3 separate regions of the Homo sapiens genome follow, and regions 2 and 3 are each linked to region 1. Evidence: read pairs that join two places in POLR2A ChIA-PET (ENCODE). Cell type or tissue: MCF 10A. All regions are shown on one strand. Each heading gives the region's core, and the rest is flanking DNA. Links, peaks and the distances in the headings are about the cores only.

What was found. ChIA-PET counts read pairs that join two places held together with the same protein. Peaks named below come from ENCODE experiments on the same cell type or tissue, not always from the same donor. Only the 100,000 strongest peaks of a DNase experiment are listed, where the experiment ranks them.
Region 2: POLR2A ChIA-PET joins it to region 1 with 5 read pairs; 2 of 35 experiments call an interaction of 5 or more read pairs at or near these places.
Region 3: POLR2A ChIA-PET joins it to region 1 with 5 read pairs; 3 of 35 experiments call an interaction of 5 or more read pairs at or near these places.

The regions. Positions count from the first base shown.
Region 1 is chr2:11,911,833-11,918,112 of GRCh38, forward strand. No RefSeq gene overlaps it. Among named protein-coding and RNA genes, the nearest start is that of MIR4262, 78 kb to the left of the region's middle. In MCF 10A, for the core only: no CTCF peak of the experiment used is centred there; a DNase peak (open chromatin) is centred at 2,769.
Region 2 is chr2:11,964,353-11,970,632 of GRCh38, forward strand. No RefSeq gene overlaps it. Among named protein-coding and RNA genes, the nearest start is that of MIR3681HG, 40 kb to the right of the region's middle. In MCF 10A, for the core only: no CTCF peak of the experiment used is centred there; a DNase peak (open chromatin) is centred at 3,919.
Region 3 is chr2:11,983,436-11,989,715 of GRCh38, forward strand. No RefSeq gene overlaps it. Among named protein-coding and RNA genes, the nearest start is that of MIR3681HG, 21 kb to the right of the region's middle. In MCF 10A, for the core only: no CTCF peak of the experiment used is centred there; no DNase peak of the experiment used is centred there.

The DNA.
Region 1 (6,280 bases), core at 789-5,788:
GAAGACTGTAGATCCTTTTGGGGAAGGCTGGGAAAAAGACAGACAGTGTTAATTTTTGGCGTTGTGGTGAGGGGCCCTCCTCAAGGGAGCTGGCTTCCCCTTCACTCAGGTCATTCCAGGTCTGTAAACTGGCTAAAGTCTGGGAATTGGCGAAAGGATTTCAACTCTGTTTTTGGTAATTCATGGTGGACTTCTCTTTATTCAACCTAGGACTCTTCTGCTTATACAGATCAAGTAAGAATTTAGTGGAATATCCACGTATTTCTCTTCTAAGGACACAATGATCAATTAACCAACACCATAGGTCTCTGAGAGTCACACTTTTCAGACTGCTGCTTTGACTCTGCTGTCCATTACAGTAACCACACCCACCTTGTCTTTGGTGATTAAATGCCATTACTTGGCCCCGTTGGCCCATCCTTGCATCCAATTTTCCCCATTGCTTTTAAAGATCACAGTTCAGTGGACACAGTACCTACTGTGATTTCTGGCTTACAGGGAAGAGCAACCCCAGAACTCTCCAAGGATGCTGGGGCTCCCCACACAAGTTTACTTCTCACAGTCATAGTCATAGGTATGTCCTTTTGACCCTTCCAGGTTGGATGAGCAGATCTTACAAGGTAAATCTGTTCTAACATCCAGTCTAAGTCTTTGGATATCTTCTTTTGTAGTATACCAAAGTAGTTATGGCATTTCAGCTTCATTTAGTATAGACCACATTTGGTTCATGTTTCAGCCAACAAACCAACCAAATAGAGCCCTTTCTGACCCCCTGAGGTACAGCATTAAATCCAGAATCTCTACTTAGTGGTTCCATATCAGTAAATACATCCTGATCCAATTTTGTGTTTCTTCCATTGTTAACCCACTCCCTTAGTATCCATTCCCATGCATAATCTGTCGGGATAAATGGGAAAAAGTTATAATTATTATCACGGTAGTAGATTGAGGATGGTAGGAATAAGAGTTTCAATTCTTTTTTCCATTTTATCCTTCTTTATCTTGGTCATAGGAGAGTGAATTTAATAGCCTTACTACTTACGGCTACAGTTTAGTCATGGCATGGCTAGTGTTTATTGTGATTGGAAACAAGTAGTGATCTAGAGTGGGAATTAACCAGATCGAAGATGAAACTGGAACTGAATGTAGAGATACCATCTTCATGCAAACTTGCTTAAAAATAGTAACTTCATAAAATGTGCCTAAAACCTAACTTGCTTTGCAAATATTCAGGGTGTCTTAATCTGTTTCCTGTTGCTATAACTGAATACTGGAGATTGGGAAATTTATAAAGGAAAGGAGTTTATTTGACTCATAGTTCTGGAGGCTGGGAAGTCCAAGAGCATGACACTGGCATCTGGTGAGGGCCTTCTTGCTGCATCATAACCTGGTGGGGGGCAGTATATGAGGAAGGGCTTGCGTATGCATGTGTGTCAGTTTAGATCTCCCTTTCTCTTATAAAGCCACTGGTCCCATCATGAGGGCCCTACCCTGATGATCTTATCTAATCCTAACACCTCCCAAAGGCCTCACCTCCAATCAACACATGAATTTGAGGATCAAGTTTCCAACACATAAAATTTGAATGACATGTTTGAATCATAGCACAAGGTAATGTTAAAAGCATGAGTTTTCAAGCAAGTCCATGTTCAAATTCAAGTGTAGCTGTGCAAACTCAAGCCATTTGTTCATCTGAAAAATTGGGAGTTTAAAAATATCGAACCCATGTATTAGTTTGCTAGGCTTGTCATAACAGAATACCGTAGACTGGGTGGTTGAAACAATAGAAATTTGTTCTCTCACAGTTCTGGAGGCCGAATGTCTAAGACCAAAATGCCAGAAGGATTGGTTTCCTCTGAGGCCCTTTCCTTGGTTTCAGATGATGCCCCCTTGCTGTCTCTTCACATGGCTGGTTCCCTTGGCATCTCCCCGTGTGTCCTAATCTTCTCTTCTCACAGGGACACCAGTCAGACTGGATTAAGACCTATTCTAAGGTCTGCTTAACTTAATTACCTCTTTGAAGGGCCTGTGTCCAAATGCAATCTCATTCTGATGTATTTGGGGTTTGGGTTTCAGCATATGAATTTGGCATGGGGAGTGTGGGCATGATTCAGTTCGTAACAACAATCTACCACACAGGATCATTACAAGGAGTAACCATGTGAAAAGGAGCCCATAGAAACCACTCCAGAAGAAGCAATGGGCATTTTTATTCTTTTAAATAAAAATCCCTCAGGACCTTATTAAGTTTATGTAAGGCATGAATGGTTTGCAAAAGTTCAGTTTAGATTGTTTAGACTCTAATTGTGAGAAGTTTCCAACATGTTCTTTAGCTCAGTTGCCCTCTTCAAAGCTTTCTAGCAAAGAACAGACTCCCCTCAGTTACTCTAGGGATAGTTTTATTGAATAAAGTATCCTCACAAAGCTATTCAATGAGGCCCACTCCCTGGGCTCTTCCCAAGCCTATAGAGTATTTAGATTCTACCAAGGACTGGGGACATCAAAGAAAAATGTGACATGAGAGTGGAAAGGACTTTGGCTCCATGTTAAATATGAACTCTTCCCACTAGACTTTTGGGATTGGCTACTCAGAAAGCCTGCTTTGGGGAAGGTAAAGGGAACTAACTCATTTAAGGCACTCAGTATGTACTAGTCATGCTCCTATAAACCTTATGAGATAAATAGCATTGCCTCATTCTAGAGGTGAGGAAATTAGGAGCTTAGAGTCTAGTGAGTCACTCAAAGGCCTGGCTCTGGTAAGTTGCTGAGCTGGACCCTAGAACATGGGCTGTGTGAGCCCACATCCTGGACTCTTTCCAGGGTTTTGTGCAAGGCCTCGGGAGGGCCGGGTCTGGCATCTTCGTGCCCAGCTCGTTCTTTGCCATGCTTGGCTCGCCTGCCATGGCCGGTATCTACTGTGACCCTGAGCATCCATCACACAACTGCTGTGCTGGCTGAGTGATTGCAGCAGGTGGCAACGGGCTTTCTTGGGTTGCTGCATGCTCAGCATTTTGGAGTGGTTTTGTGAGCTTTAAGGAGAGCCCATCCTAACAATTGCAGCAACACCTTCTCTCACAGCATATGCTGTTGGGATGCCAGAATGATTGCATGTCTCACACTTGCTAAATTTTCATAAAATAGTCTTTTTAAAAAATATTAACCCATTTTGAATAAACAGCTGTTGCGTTGCTTGCTTCCTCTCGAGCCTCACCTCCTCTGTCCTGGCTCAGCATGGTCGCTTCTCTTCTGCTTGTTGGCCTCAATGTCCTCCTTGGCCTCCTCATCTCTGATCTATCTCCATTCTCTCCATTTCTCCCTCAGCAGCCATTATGACCTATTTATTTGAGACAGGGTCTTGCCCTGTCACCCAGGTTGGAGTGCAGTGGCATAATCATGGCTCACTGCAGCCTGGACCTCCTGGACTCTATCTATCCTCCCACCTCAGCCTCCCTCGTAGCTGGGAGTACAAGTGTGTGCCACCATGCCCAGCTAAGTTTTGTATTTATTTTTGTAGAGATGGGGTCTCACTATGTTGCTCAGACTGGTCTCAAACTCCTGGATTCAAGAAATCCACTCACCTCCGAAAGTGTTGGGATTACAGGCATGAACCACTGTGCCTAGCCATTATGACATTTATATAACACAGATCCTATGTTCCATATCGTTGCTCAATTAAAACCCAATACAATTCCCTATCTTCCCAAGGGACTGTTGTAAGCTCCCTGATCTACGAGGTCTTCATGCCTCCTTGCTACACTATCATCTTTCCCTTCTGGCCTCTCTAATCCATGTGCTGCCAACCAGATGCCATGGCCCTTCACAGTGCCTTTCTGTCCTTTATACACAGGGGTTCCCTTGGCTTAAGGGCTCCCTAACCCCGCCCCATTTGTTGTCTAAATTTTTCTTTACTCTATGAATTGGTTCAAATATCACGTCTCTGCTAGAGCTTTCTTTGATCTACTAGCTCCCTCATGTAATTTTTCTGCCTTCCTGCATTAGGGATGATTCACTATTTTCGCTATTTACACATCTGCCTCCTTGAAGATAAGGACCACCCTTCATCTTTTATAGCTCAGTGTCAGAGTTTATATTTTGATAAACCACACACTTGTCATTGTTTGTTAATTTCATTGATACTTACTGAATTTTGGACATCTAGAGTATAAGCCAACACGATCTAGTATATCTTTCATTAGATGATGGAAATTTTCTATATCATTATCTAAGATGGTAGCCACTAGCTACTTTTCAATGTGGCTATTGAAATGAAATAAAATGGAAAATTTAATTCCTTTATAGTACTAGCCCCATTTCAAGTGATTCTTAGCCGTATATTACTAGTAGCTACCATATTCCGTAACGCAGGTAGAGTACACTCAGAGTGAGAAAGAAAATGGGAGATTACTTAGGGTTTTGAGTTCTTCCTGTAATAGCATTACTAGTATTCATTTGATTAGCAAATATTTTATCTATAAATAATGCAAAGGAGAGATTCTCCTTTAATCTCTATCTTTTAAAAGAAAGTTCTTCTAATTAATGTGCATGAAGTAATGTGGTTTTACAGTGCCTAGATTTGAAGCAAGAGTCTTTAAAATTAAGTAAAAAACTATATCTAGAGGCAGATGAATGGATTCCATCATGAATGGAAGTTTCATATCAGACTGTGACTCAATAAAACTACCCAGTTTTCATAGTTTAACTTTCAAGGCTTGTTTGCAGTTCACCATGAAGGATCTTCCTGAAAAAACATATTTATTTGGAGACACTCTTCAATCACTATAACAAATTGGCAAACTCTACACATATCTTCTGTAATTATTAGTCTGGTCTTTATGATGCCTTCATTTTGTGGGTGTGTGTAAGTGAAATCGAATAAATCCTGAAATTTTTCATTGGATGACACATTATTTATCCCAAATGTAAATCTCAGGTTTTGTTATCCTTTTCCATAGTTCCTATTGAACACTACAATTTACTTACCTCCCAACACTTGAGTTTTCATCATTATTCATATTTTACTCATTCACCATACATTTATTTAACATCTACTGGGTCCTCTATGTTGTGGTGTGTGCCAGGGAGACAGGGATGAATCAGGTACTGACTGAGCCCTCTGGGACCCACAGTTTAGCGGGAGAGAAGACAGATAAATACAGGCTGTACAACATTGCTTCAATGTGATTAGTGCTGAGGCCAGAACAAATTTCTATGGGAGCTTTGAGTAGGGAGCAATTCCTTTTCCTTGAAGCTGGGGAAAGTTTCATAAAACAAGTGCCACTTGAATAGAACGTAAGAATTAGCAGAAGCTCAATAGTAGAAGTAGTACATTGCAAAATGAAGGTTCAACTGAAGGAAATGTGGAGGCTTGAAAAATGTGCAATGTGTGGGAGAAGAGAGATCGTCAGGGTCCCTGGTCCATTCCATTCATCCTTCTGTTCCAATGCCATCTAAGTTTCTTATTATAGTTATGTGATGCATTTTCGTCCCATCTTGTTGATTTTCTTCAAAATGAACTTGGTGATGTGCTAGAAGAATGGACAGGACTCAGAGGCTGTTATATTCAGTTATACTTTATTGCAGGGAAAGGCTGCAGATCAAAGATGAAAGTCAGCAAAGGGAAAGGGGTGTGGAGTAAAGTCTAGGAAAAATAAGGCAGAAGCACTCAGGGAAATCCTCCCAGGGGAGTTTTATAGGGATGTCTAATTTCTTTCTTTTCTCTTTTTCTTTTTTTTCTTTCTCTTCTCCTTTTCTTTTCTTTCTTTTTTCTTTTTTTTTTGAGATGGAGTCATGCTTTTTTTTGCCCAGGCTGAAATGCAGTGGCACGGTCTCAGCTCACTGCAACCTCCACCTCCCGGGTTCAAGCGATTCTCCTGCCTCAGCTTCCTGAGTAGCTGGGATTACAGGCACATGCCACCATGCCTGGCTAATTTTTTTCTATTTTTAGTAGAAACAGGGTTTACCATGTTGGCCAGGCTGGCCTTGAACTCCTGACCTCAAGTGATCCACCCTCCTCAGCCTCCCAAAGTGCTGGGATTACAGGCGTGAGCCACTGCGCCCGGCTGGGACATCTAATTTCTGAGTATCAACATGTGACGACACGCATGGAGTGTGCCCAACCAGGGAGGCTCTGCTGAGTCTTGGTGTCCAAGGCTTTTCTTGTGGGTCAGTTTCATAGTCATGCAGCACCTAATGCGACTGACCTCAGCTTCTCAGATTCTAGACACCACCCCTCCCCACCACCTGCCTGTCCCCAAGGAAAAGCAGGCATTCAGGGCATTTA
Region 2 (6,280 bases), core at 868-5,867, 53 kb after region 1:
TATGTATCTTTCCCTAGCTCCAGGGCACAAAGATTTTCTTTTATGTTACTTCTAAAAGTTTTACAGTTTTTGATTTTATGTTTAAGTTAATATATTTGAGTTAATTTTTTACAAGGTGTGAGGTTTAGGTCAATATTCATATTTGCATATAGATTATCCAGTTGTTCTAGCACCATCTACCAAAAAGACTACCCTTTCTTGATTGAATTGTTTTTTCACCTTTGTCTAAAATTAGATGACTATATTTGTGCATCAATTTGTGGTCTCTTTATTTTATCCCATCGATCTAAGTGTCTCCTCTTTCACTCATACCACACTATCATAATTACCATACTTTTGTAATGAGCCTTAAAATTGGGTAGTGTAATCATTTCAACTTTATACTTTTAAAAAAAAACAGTTTTAGCTTTGCTCGTTCCTTCGCCTTTTCATATAAATTTTAGAATCAACTTGTCTGTATCTACAAACAAGTTCTGGGATTTTGATTGATACTTTGTTAAATCTGTAGATCAATTCTGAGACAACTGTTGTCTTTACTACACCGAGTCTTCCAAACCATGAACACAGGATGTCTCCCCATTTATTTGTGTCTTTTTTGATTTTTTTCATTAGAATTTTGTAGTTTTTAGCATACAGATCCTATAGGTCAGGAGTTTGCAAATTATGACCTAGCAGTTAAATCTGGTCTGTGGCCTATTTTGTGGGACTAGTGAGTTAAGAAGTTTCTAAAAATCCTCAAAATAAAACAAAACAGAACAAAAACAAAGAACATTCAATAGAGATCATAGCAGCCTGCAAAGTCTAAAAAGTTTACTATGTGCTCCTTGCAGAAAGTTTGCAGACTCCTATTGCAGATGACTTGTTAGGTTTATATCTAAGTATTTAACTTGTTAGGTTTATATCTAAGTATTTAATTGGGGGGGCAGCTATTATAAACTTAAAAAAACTTTAGTTTCCAATTGTTGATGAGTAGTATACAGGAATCTGATTGATTTTTGTGTGTTGGCTTTGTGTCCTGTGGCCTTGCTAAATGCACTTACTAGGTCTAGAAGTTTTTTAGTGTAGAAAATTATTTCTTATGAAAATAAGTGCAGTTTTATTTCTTTCTTTCCCATATGTAGGCCTTTTGCTTCTTTTTCCTGCCTCAGTTCACTGGCAAGCACTTACAGTGTGATGTTGAACACTAGTGAGGATGGACACCTTTGCCTTGTTCCTGATCTTTGGGAGAAATTACTCAGTTTTCACTGTTAACTGTGATGTGAACTGCAGGTTTCTTGTAGATATCCTTTCTCCGGTTAAGAAAGTTTCCTTTTATTTCTAGTTGCTGAGAATTTCTATTATGAATAGATACTAAGTTTTGTCATATGCCTTTTCTGCACCAACTATATAATCATTTGGTTTTTCTTCTTTAGACTGTTAGATGATTACTTATTGAACAAGCTTTGCATTCATAAAATAAACCCCACTTGGTCATGGTGTTTTTTTTGTGGTAGATTTATTTAATTAATTAATTTATTTTTAAGACAGAGTCTTGCTCTGTCACCTAGGCTGGAGTGCAATGGCGTGGTGCAATCTCGGCCCACCCACAGTCTCCGCCTCCTGGGTTCAAGCGATTCTCCTGCCTCAGCCTCCCGAGTAGCTGGGATTACAAGCATGCACCACCATGCCCAGCTAATTTTTGTATTTTTAGTAGAGCTGGGGTTTCACGATGTTGACTAGGCTGGTCTCAAACTCCTGACCTCACGTGATCCACCCACCTTGGCTTCCCAAAGTGCTGGGACTACCGCATGAGCCACCACACCCAGCCGATTTGTTAATATTTTGATGAGGATTTCTGTGTCTATGTTCAAGAGGATTATTGGTCAGCAGTTTTCTTTTCTAATCCTGCCTTCATCTGATTTGACTATCAGGGTAACGCTGACCTCAGAAAGCGAGGTATGAGGCATTCTGTCTTCTGTTTTCTGGAAGACAGTGTGTAGAACTGTTGTTTCTTCTCTAAACGTTTTTTTAAAATTTATAAGGGACATCTTTTGGGGCAGGATTTTCCTTTTATGGAATGTCTTAAACTGTGAATTTGATTAATGTAAGAGGAAAAGAATCATCGCTTACACTTACCCAGATCTCTTACCCCTAAGACTCTTTTACAAAGAACTAAGATACCTTCCTGAAAGCTAAATTATAAAACCAACATAAGGAGATCAGAAGAGGGTGATGCATAATCACTTCTAACAGAAAAATGTTTCTTGGGTCTAAAAGACTTGAAGTAACTCAATTGAACGTGTTAGCCTTCCCTTTTTTTTTTTTTTTTTGAGGCAGAGTCTTGCTCTGTGGCACGAACTGGGCTCACTGCAACCTCTGCCTCCCAGGTTCAAGTGATTCTCCTGCCTCAGCCTCCTGAGCAGCTGGGATTACAGGCATGCACCACCTGCCTCGGCCTCCCAAAGTGCTGGGATTACAGGTATAAGCCATGTGTTAGCCTTTCTAAGAGAAGGCAAGAGGCCATAGAAAGGACCCAAAGAAGCAGATGAGCTGTGGAGACAAACTTCACCAGTGCTGTGGGAGGACAAACTTGTCTTGGATGCTTTGAAAGAGGTGTTCCATTGAATTCTCTTGTTCTGATTCCATGTTCACCAGTAGACCTTCGGATCATAATTTGGCTTCCCGTGTGCTTTCAAGTGAACAGTGGAAATGCTGTCGACCTTGAGGTTGTATCACAATCTAGTCCTTATTTAAAAAGTTTATATTCTGGCTTTTCCCCAGTTTAGTGAGCTTGGGGAATGTGATTTCACCCTAAGAAACTGATGTTTGGTGGGCCAAAAACAATGCCATTATTGTAAAAAACCACCACTACCACCACCACCACCAACAACAACAAAACTCTCATACCTAAGCCTTAGATTATACTATTTTTTTTTTTTGAGACGATGTCTCGCTCTGTCGCCCAGGCTGGAGTGCAGTGGTGTGATCTCGGCTCACTGCAACCTCCACCTCCCGGGTTCAAGCAATTTTCCTGCCTCAGCTTCCTGAGTAGCTGAGATCACAGGCGCCCACCACCACGCCTGGCTAATTTTTATATTTTTGGTAGAGATAGGGTTTCACCATGTTGGCCAGGCTGGTCTCAAACTCCTGATCTCAGGTGGTCCACCCACCTTGACCTCCCAAAGTGCTGGAATTACAGGCATGAGCCACCGCAACTAGCCAGATTATAGTACATTTTTGAAGTGAATATTACTCTATGTTTACTCTTCTCACCCTTGGACACAATCATATACTGCTCAGCTTTGTCTGGGACCAACCTTTTTCCTTACTCTATTAAACTTCTCTAGGTAGCATTAACATCACTTTTCAGATGGAGAAAAAATGCTTAGGGAAGTTAAATGATTCCTTAAAAATCACTGTGCTATAGTGAAGAAGATTTAGAATCCAAGTCTGCCTGAATTCACACCTCATGCAGTTTCTCTGTTAATTTAATTTCTTTCCTGTTCGGGCCCAGTATTTCTCTTACTATAGCCTTATATTACTTACATTAAATATTCAGTAGTTAGTGTGCTGCCTCCAGATGTATTTCCTTACAAATAAATACTTCTGTAGAGGAAAGAGCAATTGCCATATTTGTGACCACGAGCAAGACTGTGTCACCAGGTATAAGAAGGTAATGCCCAGGGCATGAGAATGAAAGGCATTTTCAGATGAGTGTGCAAAGTGCAGTGTTTGGAGCATAGTAGACACTCAGTCACTCCTAGTTCTTTTCTTTACGGGGACAGTGGTGTAGGGAGATAAAGGACATAAGCCAAGGGTTCTCTGGGGGTGAAAACCACAGGGACGACTTGCTGCCTAAAAGCTGCTTGGAAATCATCCATCTCCCATGAGCTGTTTCTCCCTTCGAGTGAGAGGGCCAGCCCAGACAGATAAGAAGCAGCAATCTGTAAAAACCATCTGCAAGTGCCGACAGGACTTTGGCAAGGAGGCAGGCTGGGATCTGTTCTTACTAATCTGTAAATCCAGCTTTCAAAACGGATCCCCAGGAGGCCTGGGGGTGGCTTAGAATATTCTGTGGGTCAATTTCAGGAATAAATGAAAGAGTATGTTGACGGGCAGGAGGATATGTCAGCTGGAACCACTTCAAGGGACATTGTTTGGGTCTCAGCTCAAATGTTACCTCTTCAAGAAAGCTTTACTTGACAGGTGACCATCCCTGAATGACGTTTCCCTATTTATATATTTTATAGATCAGCCATCTGAATGCTATTTAGATGGTCAAATCCCTTCCTAGCTGGGATATAAGCTTCATTTGGGTACGGTCCTTGCTTGTCTTTTGTTGCTCCACTGCAGTTGCCTAGAAGAGAGTCTGGCACGTGGAAGGTTCTCCATGAATATTTATTTGTTGCCGGATTTAATGAATAAATGAATAAGTAACTGAATTAATGAATGGGCAGAGAAGGTGGTGAGGATTAATGAGAAACCATGGTGAGTAGAAGGAGCCAGTGTTTGGAAGTATACAGATGGGATCCCAATCTTGATGCTAAACTAACTGGATGTATGACCTTAACCGTTCTGACTTTCAGTTTCTGGTCTATAAACCTGTGTTTCATAGAATTATAAGGATTAAATGGCAAAACAATCCAGGTTCCCTACCATCTGCAAAGTGATTGGCATACAGGCTGACATGTAGGAGCAGTAATCAATATTCATGTCACTGACTTCTCTCCAAATACGTAAGCTCCCAGAGCTACACGTATACCTTGTGATAGGTAAGATTGAATTCAATATTCAGTTTTAGTGTCAAATGCTAAGCACAGATGATCTGGAGATAAAGTTCAGAATCTGCCCTCAAAATGCTCATAGTACCAGCTGCTTAGAAACATACAAGTCAAGTTTGTTCTGAGCAAGGAATATGGGGTGGCATCTCCCTCATTTCTTTTATGATGTTTAAAATGGATATATAATATTTGTGCATATTTATGGGGTACATGTGATATTTTGTGACATGCACAGAATGTGTAATAATCATGTCAGGGTATTTAGGGCACCCAACACCTCAAGTATTTATGGTTTTTATGTTTTGGGAACATTTGATTTGAAGTTCTCTCTTCTAGCTATATACAGTACATCGTTGCTATCCATAGTCACCCTACTCTGCTATCTAACATTAGAACTTATTCCTTTTATTGAACTGTATGTTTGTGTCCGTTCATCAACCTCTCTTCATCACCACACCCCACATATATTAGCTACTGTGAACAGCGCTGTGATAAACATGGGCGTGCAGGTATCCTTTTGATATACTGATTTCTTTTCCTTTGGATAAATACCCAGTAATGGGATGGTTGGATTGTATAGTTTTTTGTTTGTTTGTTTTTTGTTTTTTTAGCTTTTTGAGAAATCTCCACACTGTTTTCCATTGTGGCTGTACTAATTTACATCCCCATAAACAGTGTATGAGAGTCATTTTCCTCCCACATCCTTGCCAACATCTGTTTTTTTGTTTTGTTTTGTTGTTTTTTTTAATCTCTTCCATAATAGCCACTTTAGCTGGGGTGAGATAATATCTCATTGTGGTTCTGATTTGCATTTCCCTGACTATTAATGATGGTTAGCATTTTTTCATATACCTGTTGGCCATTTGTATGTCATCTTTTGAGACATGTCTATTCATGTCCTTTGCCCACATTTCAACGGGATTATTATTATTATTGCACTGAGTTATTTGAGTTCCTTGAGTATTTTCTAGATATTAGCCCCTTGTGAGATTAATAGTTTGCAAGTATTTTCTTCCATTCATCAGGTTATCTCTTCATTCTGTTGGTTGTTTTCTTTGCTATGCAAAAGCTTTTTAGGTTAAGTCTCTTTTGTCTATTTTTGTGCTGTTGAGGTCTTATCCTCAACATCTCTGCCTAGACAAATGTTCTGAAGTGTTTCCCTGATGTAGTAGTTTTATATTTTCAGGTCTTATGTTTAAGTCTTTGATCCATCTTGAGCTGGTTTTTGTATTAATATATGGTATGAGATCTACAGTGAACCTAGGGGTCCAGGTTCATGCTTCTGCATTAGAGCTTCATGGAGCTCTAATTTTCCCAGCACCATTTATAGAAGAGGATGTCCTTTCCCAGTGTATATTCTTGGCACCATGAAAGGAAAACAAGTCTTGGGACCCCAAAATCACTAAGCTAAAGAGAAAAGGCAAGCTGGGAACTGCTTAGGGCAAACCTGCCTTTCCTTCTATTCAAAGTCATCCCTCTTCTTACTGAGATGAATGCATATCCAATTGCCTCCTTTAGAA
Region 3 (6,280 bases), core at 621-5,620, 71 kb after region 1:
GGGACCATGCTGAGCTCAGAGGCTCCTAAGTGCCATGCCATGAGTTTGGTCTTCATTGGGCAGGCAAAGGGGAGACAATCAATAGCAGTAAAAAGAGCTGCTCCATCTAGTTTGTGGTTTCTTAGAGCCAGAAACGTGGCAGCTGGGTGGCAGGTGACCTGAAACAGAATAAGTTTATGGAGGGCAATGATCCAAAGTGGAGGGACAGGACAAGGGCTTACAGCAGAGCACCACAGTTACAGAAATGCCGATTGGTGTGAGAGATTGCAGGTGAGGGACGGTGGGAACAGCCGCTGATTTCAGGAGCTGGGAGGAGGTGTAGAGAGTGAGTGAGGGTGAGTCCACCCTCACTCACCTCAGGGTTATTAGGGAGGGAAATTGCACAGCATCCTCCTTGCCTCCCTCAGGACAGAGACTGTGCTTTTCTCCATTCTGTGCTGGCAGTGCTGTGTGGAGCACGTGGTGGCTGGATTGGATGAATCGCACGACTGTGGCACAGCCTTTCCTAGCCATCTCCTACTGTCTCCCGCTTTCCATGGCCACCACATCAGCACATCAGTTCTTTGTCTCTGCCGAAGTTTCAGTTCGTGAGCCTACCTGTCTGGGCCTCTCAGAATTCTAGCAAATCCTCAAAATGCCACAGCTTCCTTGGCTTCTGTCCAAGTGCTGCTCCTGGTGGTCTGGGCGGATGCTGCTGTTAAAGGTAGGCTGTGATGTGGTGAATAAGGGACACTGACCAGAGCTGCCAGGCGGAGACCCCGGCCAGGTCTAGGGTCACCAGAATTTAGCAAATAAAAATAGGGGATGCCCCAATTGTATCTGAACTTTGACTTCCGGATAAAAAATAAATACATTTGTAGCATAGATATGTGTTGGATATTGCATGGTTCATACTTATTTGTTGCTCATCTGAAATTCAAATTTAATTGAGCGTCTCCTGTTTTATGTGGGAAGCCTCCTGGATTGCTCGTGGTCTGGTTTGGATGGTTAGAGGGAGCTTTACTAACGGTGGTGCCTCTTACGGTACTGAGGAGCAGCTCTGCCCACTCTAAGAGAGGGAGCTGCAGCCCCCATGCTGGCCCAGCGCTGAGTTCATCCTAATAGCAATTCCATCGTACTTTCTTTCATTCATAAAACTCACCAGCGAGGCAATGACAACTGGGGGGCAGGGGTGGGGGGCGGGGGCTGGTTGGCAGCCGGGCCCTCATCCCTCATGCTGCCGCTGACAAAGCTTGCTAACAGACCATTGCGGTTCCAGCACATTAGTGATCGTTATGGCCCTAATGAAGATTTGTGACGCTGCTGGAAGAGGCTTCCAGCCCACTGTTGTCTCAGGCAGAAGGGGAGGGGGTGCCTTGGGGAGCTGCTGTTGGGAAGGGAGGTTCTGGGGACTGGAAGAGCTGGGAAGGATGAGTGGCAAGGGGCAGAGAAGAGAGAGTAAGCTGGAGAGGTAAGGGCTGAGGCTGAGGGGAGAGCGGCAGTGGAGGGGGATAAGGTATCTGCAGCTGGAGTCTGGGGCCATTCAGACAAGGGAGTAGACAGAGTGGCAAGAGGTCGGGAAAACAGCAAGAAGTTAGCAGATGGGGGTAACTCGTTTCCTGGGGCTGTTGGAACAAATTACCACAAACTTGGGGCTTCAAACAACAGAAATGTCTACTCTCACAGCTCTGGCGGCTAGCAGTCTGAAATCGGTTTCACTGAGCAGAAAATGAAATTAAGGTATGAATAGGGCTGTGCTCCCTCCAGAGGTTCTAGGGGAGTATCCGTTCCCTGTGTCTCCCAGCTGCTGGTGGCTCCAGGCATTCCTTGGCTGATGGCTCCACCACTTCATTCTCTGCCTCCCTTGTCCCAAGACTCTTACTGCTGTTCAGGAAGGACACCTGTGAGTGCATTTAGGACCCCCCATGATAATCCAGAATGAGCTCCTCCTCCTCCTCTCAAGACCATAAACTTAATCCCATCTTTTGCTATATTAAGTATTATCCCCTGGTCCAGCTATTAGAATGCGGACATATCATTTTGGGGGCTGCTACCAGGTGTGAGGAAGGACTGAGCATTGTGCCAGGGTAGGGAAGCTTCCTTCAAGGACTCACTTGAAACACTTGCCCCAGTTTTCATTCCCTTCCCCTTACTCTAGTACCTTGAATCAAAGGCAGGGTCATTCACATGTCTCCACGGGGGCAGGTGTGTGCCCTGAGGTGGGGGGAGCACTGAGTTGGGTGGGAGTCCCAGCTCTGCCTTTGACCCACCTTGTGACCTTGTGCTGGTCATGCCTCCTCTTTGAGACTGTCTCACCTTCTGCAAATGAGGATGTTGAATTGCATGATCTCTAAGGGCCTTTCTAGCCTAGAGACCAGTTGATGAACTCCAATCTCATTTTACACTGGAGAAACTGAAGTCCATGGAAATTGAACCTCAAGTCTCTAAGAACATAGAGCCCAATTAAGGCTGTTGTTCACAGTGAGTTTTGGTTTCAGCTCACAGTCTGCTCTTAGCAGCTCTTTCTAATTCAGAACTGAGGTCATAATTCAATCTGTGATTGACCTCAGAGCCAAGCGGATTTTGCTTAAGCCATGCCCTGACTTAGTATCATGGCACAAACCCAGATCAATAGAGAAGCAGCTATAGTGCAATGAAATTAGACAGATTGGGCTCTGTGTGACCCTGGGCGAGTCACTGAACATTTCCCAATCTCAATGTTCTCATTTGAAAAGTAAGGATATTTTGAAGGCTATTGATTTATGAGAATTAGAAATAAATAAATAAATGCAAAATGCTCCATAGGATTTTTGGTATGTGTGTGGGGCTCAGCCAAGGGTAACTCTTTACCATTGGAGGGCTTCCTCTAAGGTGTCTCCTATTTCTCTCCCCTCATTCTCTCTGTTCTAGCCCTGGCCCCACCTCCCTGCTATTCCTGGAATGTGCCCATCCTGCTTTTGTCCCAGGCCCTGGCGCTGGGTCCCCTCTGCACAGAACGTCCTTCTCCCAAATAGACACAAAGCTCAGGCTCACTCCTCCCTTCCCTTGGGCATTCACAGCCAAGTTACCTTCTTAGAGAGACTTTTTTGGCACCCTTTCCTGCTTTGTTTTTCTTCCTGGAAGGTATCACTATATAATTTACTCTATGTTTTACATACTTTGTAAATTGCCTGTTCCCCTTTTTAAACTGTAAGCTTCGTGAGGTCAGGGATTCTAGCTTATTTTTATCACTGCTGAATTCCCACTTATAACAGTGCCTGGCCCACAATAGGTACTCAAAAATATTTGTTGAATGAGTGAATGAGTGAGAGAGTGAAGGAAAATGTCTTCAAGCTGCTCTAAAACCAGACAGGAAAGAGTGAAGAGTACGTCAACAAATCCCTTGAAATGATTTTGTTTTTTAAAGGAATGAGACTTAATTCCAGTGTAGTTTGCAAACTGGGAGTGGCAGCTTTTGGAACACAACAGAGGGGCGTTTTGGGAGAACAAAGAGAGGGGCTGTCTCTTATAGAAAACGTTCCTGCCCAGGTTCCCACTCTGGTTCACTATGCAAAAGAAGGATGCAAACTTGTTTGGTTCTGATTGGCTGACACAGGTCACAGTCCGTTGATTAGGTATAGGAGGCAAAATGGGATTTTCCAGCACCTTTGATGCAGGCGGCATGAGCAGGAACAGACAGCTATGAAACTCCCAAAGTTACTTGATGATGTGAGTTTTCTGGGCATGCAGAGTACATGCCTGACCTCCTGTCAACAAATGGCTGCTCGTCTGTAATTTGAATTTAGGCCTGGTTAGCTACTCAGGATCCATCTGGAGGGATTGGCTCTTGTAGGGTTTACAAGGAGGAGTTGAGCTACCAGTTAGGAGACTGCAACCATCAGGCAAAAGCTGATGGTGGGGGCATGGAGTGGGGCTGATGGCGGAGGGGGTGGGATGTGGGTGGACTTGAGGGATCTTTTGAAGGTAAAGATACTAAGATGTGCTGATGTGTGAGCTGTAGGAGGATGCCAAGGTTGCCTGGAGCCTGTGGTGGTTCCACGTGGTGGTTCTATTGACTGAGCTGGAGGTGACTGGGGAGGGGAGAACCAGATTCATGATGTCCATGTCCAGTGGCCTTTTCCATGAGGGAGACATGGAGGAAAATGAACTCTGCCAGCATTTACAGACGTTGCGTTCTACTTCAACCTTGAGGATGAGTTCAGTTTGACTTAAAGTGATATACTTCAGCTTTCTGGGCTGGAAATTCTTCAACTTTAGAGCAAGAGTGGGGTGAATGGAGCCCACTTGGGGTCTTGGGCAGGCAATGTGGCCATGGAAAAGGCTTGGCTTTGGAGTGAGACGAATTCGTGCTGAAATCCAACCCTTGCCATCAACTCGTTAGTTAATTTCATTGGACTCAATTTCCTCCTCTCTAGAATGAGGTGGTAATTCGACCTCACAAAAATGCGGTGCATTTCAAGCAATATAACATCTCTGAGTGCCAAACCCTGTGCCAGGCACATAGCAGAACAATCAATAAATGCTCATTTTCTCCCTCTGGCCCCCTGGCCCCTGCAGTACACTAACGTCATGATTTCACAGTTCCCAGCAGCAGCCACTTCTAAGCAGATGGAGTTGCATGACATTGTGAAGCACCTAACCCTCTTACCTGTGCGTGTCTCAGAAACTCACTATTTCAGTGCAAATATGCTACATGGATTATTTTGAAAAGGCCATTTAATAATATCTTTCAAGTGACAACATTGAAAGGAAGACCTATTGCTTTGTTTGGTGGTGACTGAATTTATTATACATAAAGAATAAAAATTAATCTCTTCTTTCTCTGCCATTACCTTTCTCTTAGATTTCTCACACCAGGTGTTCAAATCCCAGAGAGAAAACTTCCTCTTTTCAGTCTGACATTTTCAAATGTGTTGATACATACCCGATGGAGTGATTCTGCAGAAGATGGTGCCACTCATAGCTCCAACCTGAATGAAGTAGCTCCCCGAATTCTATTTATGTCATAATGAATATATTCAACTTAATTTTGTCAAAGACTTCATAGGCGCACCTGCAGCTAAGAGTGCAGTATGGATCTGGAGTGATTCTGAATTTTCTTTCCACAAAAATAATTTTGGCAGCTTGGGATCAATATCTTCCTCCCATATGTTTCATATTCTCTATAAAGTATAATTGAAGACACCCTTCTCAACAGTACTTCTCAGTACGAATACATTCAGAAATTCTAAATAGGTAATTTGAAAAGGAAGGAAACTAACATTTGGCGAGTGTTTTCTATGACATTCCAGGGCTGTGTGTTATGCACCTTTGCATATGTCATTTCATTTAATCTGCACAACAATGTGAGAACGACGATGTCAAGCTTACTTTTGCAGGACAGGAGACTGAGGCTCAGAGAGGCTAAAATACTTGCCTAAGATCACACAGTCATTAGCGGTACAGCCAGGATCGGAAGCCAACGTTGTCTGACTCCAGAGCTTGCTCTGTTGTGTGTGCTCTCAACACTACATCTCTAATTCTCCACCCCTCCCAATCCCAAGCCTCTCCTTATTGAGAATATGGACTAAATCTTTGGGGGAAAATCCAAATGCTGACACCAAATCTAGAAAGAGCTTTCTTGGACTGGACTTTGAAGGAACATTTTTGGCTCAAACTTACACTTGGACCACATCTACTTCATCTTTAGTTAATCGGCTTCAGTGTTCTCATTTCCTTGTGTGTAAACGGAAGCAAAGTTGGACAAGGATGTCCGTGACCTTGGACCAAAGGAGACTTTCACTTTATTTGAGGAAATCCTTGTCTTCCTCCAGGAGATGAGAAGGAATCGGTCCCAGCCCAGGGAGATGGATTCTTTCCTCTGCTGCTCTGACAGCCATCTCGGCAACTCTCCCGACCAAACTCCCCAGGCTGTGGCGTGCCCCGCCGTGTGGTTCCTGTTGGGGTAAGATTTGGCTCCATGTCTCCCTCCACCCATTAATCTTCATTTTAGTTTGTTACTTATAAAGATACATCTTGAAACACTCAAGAAGTGAAGGAGGAGTTCCTCCCTGTCACAGACAGCATGCTTCAAGGATTGCTATTTCTTCAACCTGGCCAACTTGGATGTCAAAGTGGACATCCTCTGGGAGGAAACGGCCTTGGAATTTTTCCTTGCTTTTCACTATGTCCCCCTCCCTATATCCAGATTTGTCTAAAACAGCAAAACCCATTTTATTATTGTGTCTATGACCAAGAGGACAGGGATGCCTTTTGTGGCCCCAGAGTTGAGGGATCCCTTGACCTCGTGGTGATCCCAGTG